Linked DNA regions of Homo sapiens: region 2 is linked to region 1. Evidence: chromatin loops called from intact Hi-C (ENCODE). Cell type or tissue: GM12878. All regions are shown on one strand.

Region 1 (5,000 bases):
TCCTCTATATTGAGAGACAATCACTGTACTTTTTTAAAATAAAAGTTGTATATCTATATGCAACTTTTAAACAACATAGTATTGTTTTGTGTGATTTTAAAAAATATAGGTAGTACAATTGTGTATCATTCTGTATCTTACATTTTTTACTCAATGATATAGTTTTTATTGAGATTTATCAATGTTCATGTATTCTATATGGATGTATATAGAATATACATATAAATGTATATATTTAGGTTATTCTTTTTATTTGCCGTGTGGTATTTCACTGTATGAGTATACCAGATTTTGTTTATTCTTTCCCTATTGGTGGATGTTTAGGTTGTTGCCAGTTTGCTATAGTTTTTAGTGCATATTCACAAAGAGTAGCTCACAGGCTCCTTACGTAAACTCAGTGTCATACGTGAGACAGGACAAATGAGAAAATTCAAACACAGAGAAGTAATCAATTAACTTGGCTAAGATTTGTTACACTCTCAGATAGAACCCCGTTTTTCTAATTCTTCCTGTAAGGATCTTGCACCTACTTTGTACAGCTTTCTGTTTTTCAGAGCTTGGAGTAATATTTAGAAGTTGTAACTGAACCTACTTACATGCAATTTGGGTTAAGAATACCCTATGCTTTTCTCCTTGATATATACATATATTTTAAGCTCTGTTTTAAAATTCTTATTCTGCACTAAAATTAGTTTTAAGAAATAAATATCTATAAGACAGGTATTTTAAAAGACAAATAAAAATCCCGGCAAACTTTTCCACATGCGTGTTTAAATTTTGATGTTAAATGTTAAAGGAAACTAAAAGATCTCTTAAGTAGCAAATTTCCTGAGCTTAATTCTTCTTATAGAGATATGTTCTTGATATATTGCTGACATTTTAATCTAGAACCAGGACTTTAGTAAACACTCCCCCACAAACTTCAATTTCTATTTCCTTTTTGTTCTCACTCATAGGTGGGAATTGAACAATGAGAACACTTGGACACAGGGAACATCACACACCGGGACTTGTCGTGGGGTGGGTGATGGGGGGAGGGATAGCATTAGGAGAAATACCTAATGTAAATGACGAGTTAATGGGTGCAGCAAACCAACATGGCACATGTATACATATGTAACAAACCTGCACGTTGTGCACATGTACCCTAGAACTTAAAGCATAATAAAAATAAATAATAAAAAAAGAAAGAACAAGATTAAATCCTACTCAAGCAAGAGTTTGTCTTCTGTAAACCATGATGACCATGGTGACTAGAAGATGAAAAACTGAAAGTCAACAACAAGTACAATACTTTAAAATGAAGAGTCTAATTGATTGATTGATTGATTGAGACAGGGTCTCACTCTGTTGCCCAGGCTAAAGTGCAGTGGTGTGATCTCAGCTTACTACAAACTTTGCCTCTCAGGCTCAAGCCTCAGCCTCCCAAGTAGCTTGGATTACAGACACATGCCACTATGTCTGACTAATTTTTATTTTTATTTTTGTATTTTTGGTAGAGCCGGGTTTTGCCATGTTGCCCAGGCTGGTCTCGAACTCCTGAACTCAGGGTGATCCATCCACCTCTGTCTCCCAAAGTGCTGAGATTACAGGCATGAGCCACTGTGCCAGGCCAAGAGTAATTTATATAGAGAGTCACTGATAGACTTACAGAATATTGGAGCTGAAAGGATCCAGACTGTAGATGTATGACTTGCCCAAGACCACATAGGGTACTAGCAGGTCTACTAGAGCACATGACGACAATATACTTACACAATAATTTAATTTTAGTTTTCTTATTTTTTTTTGAAAAGGAAAGGCATATTGTTGTGTAGATGTGTTTAAAATTAAGAAAGGAGAATACAATTTTCTATTAAGTAAATATACTAAAATATAAATATTTTACTTTACATTTATGGGGAGAGTTAATTCAAATGTAAGTGTCACCAGTGCTGAGTGTGGAAATACCATCACTGCATATCTAACTGGGAATGATTTACTGAAGAAAGCACAAAACCATCAGGGAAATTGCTTCTGCAAAAAGAAATTGGTCTGTATGGCTCACACTACTTTCAGAGGACTTTCAATGGCTGTAGAACCTTGTTGAAACTCAAGTCTTACTTTCTTGGGGAGTGGAGCATTCCTGTTTTCCCAATATGGATCAGGTACACCTTCTACCTGCTTCTGGAGAGTACTATGTCTCTCTTCATCGTAAGGCTTCATAATTACCTGATTGCGTATCTGTTTCCCTCATTCGATTACAGGATACATATGTTTTGGAACCAGGCCCATCCTTTTCACCATTATATCCAAAATGACTAGCAGAGTGTGGGTTTAGAGCAGGTAGCCATGAAGTTCACTAAAAGACGTAACAGAAGAATGAATAAATGCTCTAATAAGATTGTGTCTTAGGAGGAAATTTGCACTGTCAGGGTTTACGAAGTCTAGAATACAATTTAAAAAATGCTAAATGCCTGTTTCTGCTAAATGAATAAAATGTACTAGAATTGCGTGAAGAAACTTGAAAGTAGAGATTTTCCTTTGCTGAATTAGAAGTGAGTAGTTGAGTTTTCTATTTGAAGATATAACAATATTCTTATATTGTTAAAGAACATTAGAAATCTTGACTTTTACAGCAAAATAAATATCTAGAAGTGAAGTATTGATTATTAATGCAAATATTCTGTGGAATATCTACCACTTGTTTTACGTTTTTTTAATTGACAGAGTGGGAGACCATATTATCACCCATTTTATTTTATACAAATTCTTTAGCTGCATCACTAGCTAAAACAAATAAATGTATCATACTTTAATATCAATTACTATTATTGGATTATCAAATGTAAAAGCCTAAAAATATCTAAATATCACACGGGTTGAGCTATCCCTACCATGGTAATTTAAATATGTTACCTATTTACAAGATACTTTTAGAAAGAAAATATAGGCATTATTAACAAAGTAAAAATGAAATAGATATTTTAATCTAGAATAACTGTGGTTTCTAGTTGAAGATTTTACTTGGTTAATCTTATTTGGGTGTCTTTTCTTTGAAGTTATGAATGCTTTGTAATCTTAGGGCCTTTTGTAGCCTTTAACAGAGTTTTCTCACTAGAGGGCAGCATTTGACTAAATGTCCATCCAAACAGAAGGTTTTTCTGGTGAACTGGGAATATCCATGCAGATCACTTTAATAACTCAGTTAGCAGACTTACATGGATTTCTAATTCGATTTGTTGGGCTGGGACCCAATTTGGTTTGATAAGCCTTTAGAAAGGAATTTTAGGGATTTATTCCAGTAATAAATATGAATTGTTTTTAGATAGGTATTATATCAGGTTTGTGAAAGTCATGCTTACCCTAGAGCTTCTATTGCCTAGCCTTTTAAATGCACGTAAATTATTATATTAAATTATTTATTATTGAAACTGAATAAAAAAAGAATCGGGTTACTGTTTTATAAGCCCCCCTCCCTTTTTTTTTTTTAAAAAAACTCTTCAATTGTATCTATTTCTCAGTTAATCTTATCTATATTATTTCTCTGGGAATTTTGTTTTGAAGTGTGAGCCCTGCAGAAGTGTTATGGATGACTGCAAGAGCTGCTAGTGGAGGTCTGTAACATGGAAGATGCTCTTCCTTTGATCTGAGCCTTGAGGATAACTGATGCTCAGGGACAATGCTTTTACCTCCTGAAGAGCATCCTCAGAGTCTGGTCCACAGTCCACGGAGTGAGGTTGAGGACCCAAAAAGGTAGCCTCATTCTTGATTTTGGCTGTCAAGAGGGTAAGCCATTGCTTGGTTCTCATTATTATTCTGTCAGTGTTGGGACAAAATTTCTTCGATTTTTCAAGATAGAGTTGAATGTGTAGTGGAGACATCTGGGATATGCAGTTTTTCATAGAGATTGGATATGACAGCCAATTACCAAAATACATCCCACCATTAGTTAATCGCAGTATTGCTATGGAAGCCAATGTTGGAGAAAATGGCTTTATCTTAAGTGGCCATTTAAATAGTCTTTTTTGTCCAATGACTTATTGCTCAAAGGAACCATTCAAATAGTTGCAACAGAAATTCATATTCACAAACATACAAGTATAGTACCACATAAGTACATACAATTATGTATCAATAAAAAACATACAAGTATAGGTGTATGTACACATACGTATATATTGTACCATTTAATTTGTATTTTCAAGTTTTTATATAAATTTATTTTGGTGATGACATGTTTTCTAGGTGAAAGTGATAATTACATTTGAATCCTTATAACATTGAAAGAGACACTTCTCTTCCTGTTCCAATTCAAATTTGGATGAAATATCAAAAGTAATTTTTAAAATGCTCTTTTGAGATGTTATACTGGGCTTCTAATGATGTAAGCAGAATTAAATTTCTCAAACATTGTGATGGTTGCACCAGGTAATTTAGGAACAAATACTTTTCTCAAAAAGTCCAGAGAAAATCTAAAAGCAGAAATGTTATTGCATAAGGCACGCAAGCAGAATTTTTTTCATTTTTGTGTTCTTTGGACCTTTGTGCGTATAGTCACATAACAATAACCAGACCCTGCCCAATTCTTTTTCACTATAGATCAATTTGGGAGATTTTCACCACTTCCTTTCTATTTTTTGTGTTTTATGGGGCTTTAATAGCCAGCATACTTTTGCAAAAAAAAAAAAAAAAAGGCATAACTTAAACAGTGTACCCAGTTGTTCCAGGGCTAACTCTATTTTATTTGGTATTTAGAACATATTTGATATTAATATTTACATATTTTTCAGAATTAGAATTAAAGGCTTTAATGCTCTCTACTGAGCATTGTTTCTCTTTAAAAAAAATCAAAAGGAAATAATCTAACCAATTAGATTCAATGAATAATAATGCTTAGATATAAGTAACTGATCAAATGCTAATTTTCTGTTCAGATTTTTATGTTTTTAATGAATGTTTTTGGCAACCTCAGGGAATGCAAGGAATCAAAATGATCCATTTCTACATAACTTCCTCTT
Region 2 (5,000 bases), 730 kb after region 1:
TTCCAAGGGAAGCAATGCACTATTCAGGCACCCCAGAGCTATTGGCACAATGTTGCCCTTGCAGCCCAATAAGAGAACAGCAAAGTTCAGGAAATCAGAGGTAGGTTGGTTATCAGTTCCTATTTAATATGTTTAAGGCTTACCACAGTTAGGATTTCCTAACGTTTTAAAAACCAGTGTTCATATACATAATCAGTGTGATTTTCCTTAGAAACAGAATTATCTACCATGTATTCTCCCATTACAAAACTACTAAAGACAGAAAAAAAAGAGAAAGGTAGAAAATGTGAGACATTATAAATTAATTCCTAGTATCCAAAACTATTTCCTAGGTTTGTTTTTTAATTAAATCACTTCTAAACCCCAGGAGAGAACAGAATTTCACTATTATCAAATAAATAAAATCATCAACATTACTATTTTGCTGGCAGCATCCTCGCCCTTTGCCCCAACCCCTCTTGGTGTTACAATCCTAACTGCAAACTCCATACAACGATAAATGATCTGTACTTATGTCTTCCTGAAAACCAGTGGTTGGAACACACTTGATCTGTATTAATAATAGGAAGGGGGAAGGGGCTTTTAAAAGGGGCTATTTTATAAGTTGAAGCAAATTATAGGGCTTATTTAGCATCAGAATTACTTCTCACCTTGTACTGTCCCTGAATGCTGAGTGATCTCTCTTTTCCAAAGTTGTGGGTCTATCCTAGTTTTATTGTAGACAATCAATACTAAATATTAGGAATCTACAAACAAAACAAACAAAAAAGCTCCCCCCTACTCCACACTGCTGAGCCCTAAATTGCTTTTATGAAAATAACTTTAAAAAGACATTGGCCAGGTCTACTAACCCTTCCACCATCCTCATCTAGACCCTGATCACTTTACACATAAAGGAGTGAGTTTCTTCCTTCCTCAAATACAGCTTTCAGAGTGCCTTAAGATTAACTATCCTAAACCCCTACTTTGCCTTGGTAGTTCTGATTGCCTATAACAGCCCCAGCTTCTTTTTTTTTTTTTTTTTTTTTTTTTCTGAGACGGAGTTTCCCTCTTGTTTTCCAGACTGGAGTGCAATGGCACAATCTCGGCTCACCACAACCTCCACCTCCCAGGTTCAAGCAATTCTCCTGCCTCAGCCTCCCGAGTAGCTGGGATTACAGGCATGCACCACCACACCCGGCTAATTTTGTATTTTCTCCATGTTGAGGTTTCTCCATGTTGAGGCTGGTCTTGAACTCCTGACCTCAGGTGATCTGCCCATCTCAGCCTCCCAAAGTGCTAGGATTACAGGCGTGAGCCACCGCTCCCGGCCAGCCCCAGCTTCTTAAATTGGCTTTCAAGCCTCCTTCCTACCCTCCCCATAGGCATTAATTAGCTGTTCCTGGTTTGTTTTCCACTACTAGCCTACACAAGGCCAGACAGCTCTTCAGGCAGACAGCTCTCTCTTTGTCCGCTGAAAACATCATGTGAATTGTCTTTATTTTACTGAAGATGCCAGGCACCATGTTAGGCATTACAAATATTATCTTATTTAATCCCTTCCATTTAAGAGATGGGTATAATTATACCCATTTTAAGGCTGTAGAAGGCTAAAGAAGTTAAGGTACTTGTCCAACTAAGGTCTCACAGCAGCACTAGGATTCTTACATCTGGCTCAAAAGCTGGTATACTTTCCACTCCAGCATACTCTCCCCCCTGCTATGCATGTGCTGTGTGTTCTGATTCCTCCTTCCTCTTGTCATCTGGATGATTTCTCAATTTCACTCCATATATCTGACTCCTGTCCAGTCTGCAAATCCGGAGAGAAACTCCCACCTCTGTCTTGAAACCTTTCAACCATCATCCTAGTCCTTGGCAGACTGCTGAATTTGTCATCTGCAGCACTCATTTGGTGCTCCCATTTTCTGCCTTGTATTGTCAGCTTTATTTTTATTCAGTCCCTTCCAACCAAACTGAAAGCTCCTTGAAGATGGGAATTTGCCTTATATTTATTTATATTCCTCCCTGACTCCCCAGAGCCTAATATTACAACTCCCGTTTGTCATACACTCACCTCATGCACACTAATCCTTAGAAGTGAGCACTGTTATTACTGCCATTTCGCAGATAAAGAAACTGAGACTCAGAGAGATGAAGAAATTTGCCCAAGCCACTAAGCTGGTGAGCAGATCTGATGTTCAAACACATACTGCCTGAATCAAATGCCCCTTTTCCTTTGTGACTGTATTGTCCTGGCTCACATACATGGTCCCTCACACAATGTGAACTTATGAAGCATTCCTGTATGGAGGATACTCAACAAGCCTCCAGAAAACATCCCTCTAACATGACTTCAGAGAAGGGGCATTGTTTTTACTCTTCATGAGGTGAAATCCGGCAACTCAACAGAAGAAAGGATGAGTATATACCCACCTGAGGACACCCACATCCACTTCCCCCTCCTCTCTAGGAGCCATGCCTCATGTTGGTGGGAGCCAATGATGCTGTCTATATCTGTACAGGGGTTTCTGTGAGGTAGAGAGGCAAACTGCCCTTCCCCCTTAATCCTCTGTACCTTTTAAATACACAGAGGAAAGAAGGAGAAAATTAAACTGTTAATTTCTTTTAATGGTCTGCAGGGTCCAGAGAGGTGGGGTCCTGCTGTGTCTGCAAAAGAAATGAATTGCTGCTGTGGGAAGAATAACAACTGTTTTTAGAAAATGTTCATAGCTGACCGATTAAGCCAATCTGTAGAACTCAAGTCAGCTTCTTCTTCTCCTTTAAGGTATGAACATGGCAATGGGGATTAATGAAATCTCTAAGAAAAGAAGGACCATTGGGAGTACAATAATCAAGGCCTAGGAGTCTGGTCAATTTTCTCCACAAAGAAAGTTTGTCCTTTCAGTGCCACTGCTGCAGAATTGAGCTTGATAGTATAAAGGGGGCTATCTTAAGGTTACTTTATACACAACAGGTCTTCAGGAAGTGTAAAAACAAAATCTCTTGCAATGGCAACAGGGTACTTCCTATGAATCTGAAAAAGGAGTAATGACTATACTATCCATTTGTCTCTGGTATCCACGCTAAAACTATTCTATTCTCCCAAGTTCCCACAGGTGGGTTTCTAGCTTTCTTTATATTTTGGTTCATATATTTGGACAACTCCAGGGCTATAAGCATTACCTTCACCTATAAAACCTGCATTGTAGCACACAAAATCCTGCGCATGCACAGCAAGTGTTTCATTTACTTCATCTCAGATAAGGCACAAACTACCCTGCAAAGTAGACTAGTAGATATTACAATTATATACATTTTGCCTATGAGGAAAACTAAAATTTGCCTCAAGAAACATAATTGGGACATGATAAACCTAGTTCCCACTCCCAGTCCAGGACTCTTTCTACCACTTCTCAATTCTCATGGCAGTCCTCTACCTTTTCTGTACTCTGGATCCACATGTGAATTTTGGAATCTAAAGACAGGAACCTCTCTCTTTAAAAGAGATGGACTTCAAATTATACTCACCAGGCTTCTATTACAACTACCTGGACCATACTGAGAACTACCCTCTCCCCACTCCTGAAGCTACAAACACTATACACAAAATTTAATATTTAGACTCAAATTTTAAAATATTTGCACGAACTCTTAAATCTATAGAAGCTGAGCAGTCATGGCTGGGTGCGGTGGTTCATGCCTGTGATCCCAGCACTTTGGGAGGCTGAGACGGGAGTATCACTTGAGCTCAGGAGTTCAAGATCAGCCTGGGCAACATGGCAAAACCCTGTCTCTACCAAAAATACAAAAAATTAGCCAGGCGTGGTGGCACACAGCTGAGGTCCCAGCTACCTGGGGAGCCAAGGTAGGAGGATGACTTGAGTCTGGGAGGCGGAGGTTGCAGTGAGCTGAGATCATGCCACTGCAGCACTTCCCGCCTGGGTGACAGAGTGAGACCCTATCTCAAAACAACAACAACAACAACAACAACAACAAGATGGGTAGTCATGATGGTTAGGCTCCCCATTTAAAAAGGAAGGCTAAAATCACTGTTACTTGTTTTTCCACAAGTACTATTTATGGATAGTTTGCCAGATAACTGATACTCCCTTCAGATAACTGATACTCCCTTGTACCCCTAATTTTATTTTTTTCTTTTTTTTAGGTGGAGTCTCACTCTGTCACCCAGGGTGAAGTGCAGTGGGACGATCTGGGCTCACTGCAACCTCCACATCCTGGGTGCAAGTGATTCTCCTGCCTCAGCCTCCCGAGTAGCTGAGATCACAGACGTGTGTCACCATGCCCAGCTAATTTTTGTACTTTTAGTAGAGACGGGGTTTTACCATGTTGGCCAGGCTGGTCTCAAACTCCCGACTTTAGGTGATCCACCTGCCTCGGCCTCCCAGAGTGCTGGGATTACAGGCATGAACCACCACTCCTGGCATCTAACATACATTTTAAGAGTCATTCTGTCTACCTAATGGACAAGCAGTCCGGTGTCTTTCCCCAGAAAAGATCTAGAATTGGGTCTGTCCACCTTGTTCACTGACCTTTTTAATTAGGTGTGTAATCTTGGTATCCAGGGCCCAGCAGGTTTTCCCTTCCCCAATGTCTGGACAATACCCAAGTTCATCAAAGCAGAAACAGGACTCAGTTCCAGACCTTATACCTGGCTGAAAGAATGATATTCTTTTTGTCTCAGCTCAATCTTGGTTAATCTCCATATGCAATCTAACTCTGGAGTGAAAGAGAGGAATGACTCTACTTGTTGCTTTGGGACGACTGCCCTATTTCTTTGTCTGCTGGCTGACCTTCCCTATGTAAGAGCATCAGCATTTGCAACATTGGGTTTAAGCAGGAAAGCTCTTTCATCTTTGTCCATTGGCCTTGATCTCTCCTGATCAGTATGGTCTGGATTCTTGCTAATCACTAATGATCCCTTGGCCCTCTATATAATACTAAAGGTATTAGACTTGAACTGTTAGGAAAATTCCTACTCAGCTAATTACATTCTTTCTGCT

The links. A loop is a pair of places that touch in the nucleus more often than their neighbours do. Peaks named below come from ENCODE experiments on the same cell type or tissue, not always from the same donor. Only the 100,000 strongest peaks of a DNase experiment are listed, where the experiment ranks them.
Region 2: a loop joins it to region 1, with 2.3 times the contacts of the local background. A loop is called at or near these places in 2 of 110 quality-filtered maps.

What each region holds. Positions count from the first base shown.
Region 1 is chr1:90,111,626-90,116,625 of GRCh38, forward strand. LOC105378848 (a long non-coding RNA gene) reads left to right here and starts at 3,547. Exons shown (of 3, transcript XR_947587.2): 1 at 3,547-3,768. In GM12878, a CTCF peak has its summit at 3,099 (motif pointing right); a DNase peak (open chromatin) is centred at 3,110.
Region 2 is chr1:90,843,036-90,848,035 of GRCh38, forward strand. All of the region lies in intron 1 of LINC02609 (long intergenic non-protein coding RNA 2609), which reads right to left. It overlaps LINC02788 (long intergenic non-protein coding RNA 2788), which reads left to right. Exons shown (of 4, transcript NR_186594.1): 2 at 2,619-2,764. Among named protein-coding and RNA genes, the nearest start is that of LINC02609, 6.1 kb to the right of the region's middle. In GM12878, no CTCF peak of the experiment used is centred here; no DNase peak of the experiment used is centred here.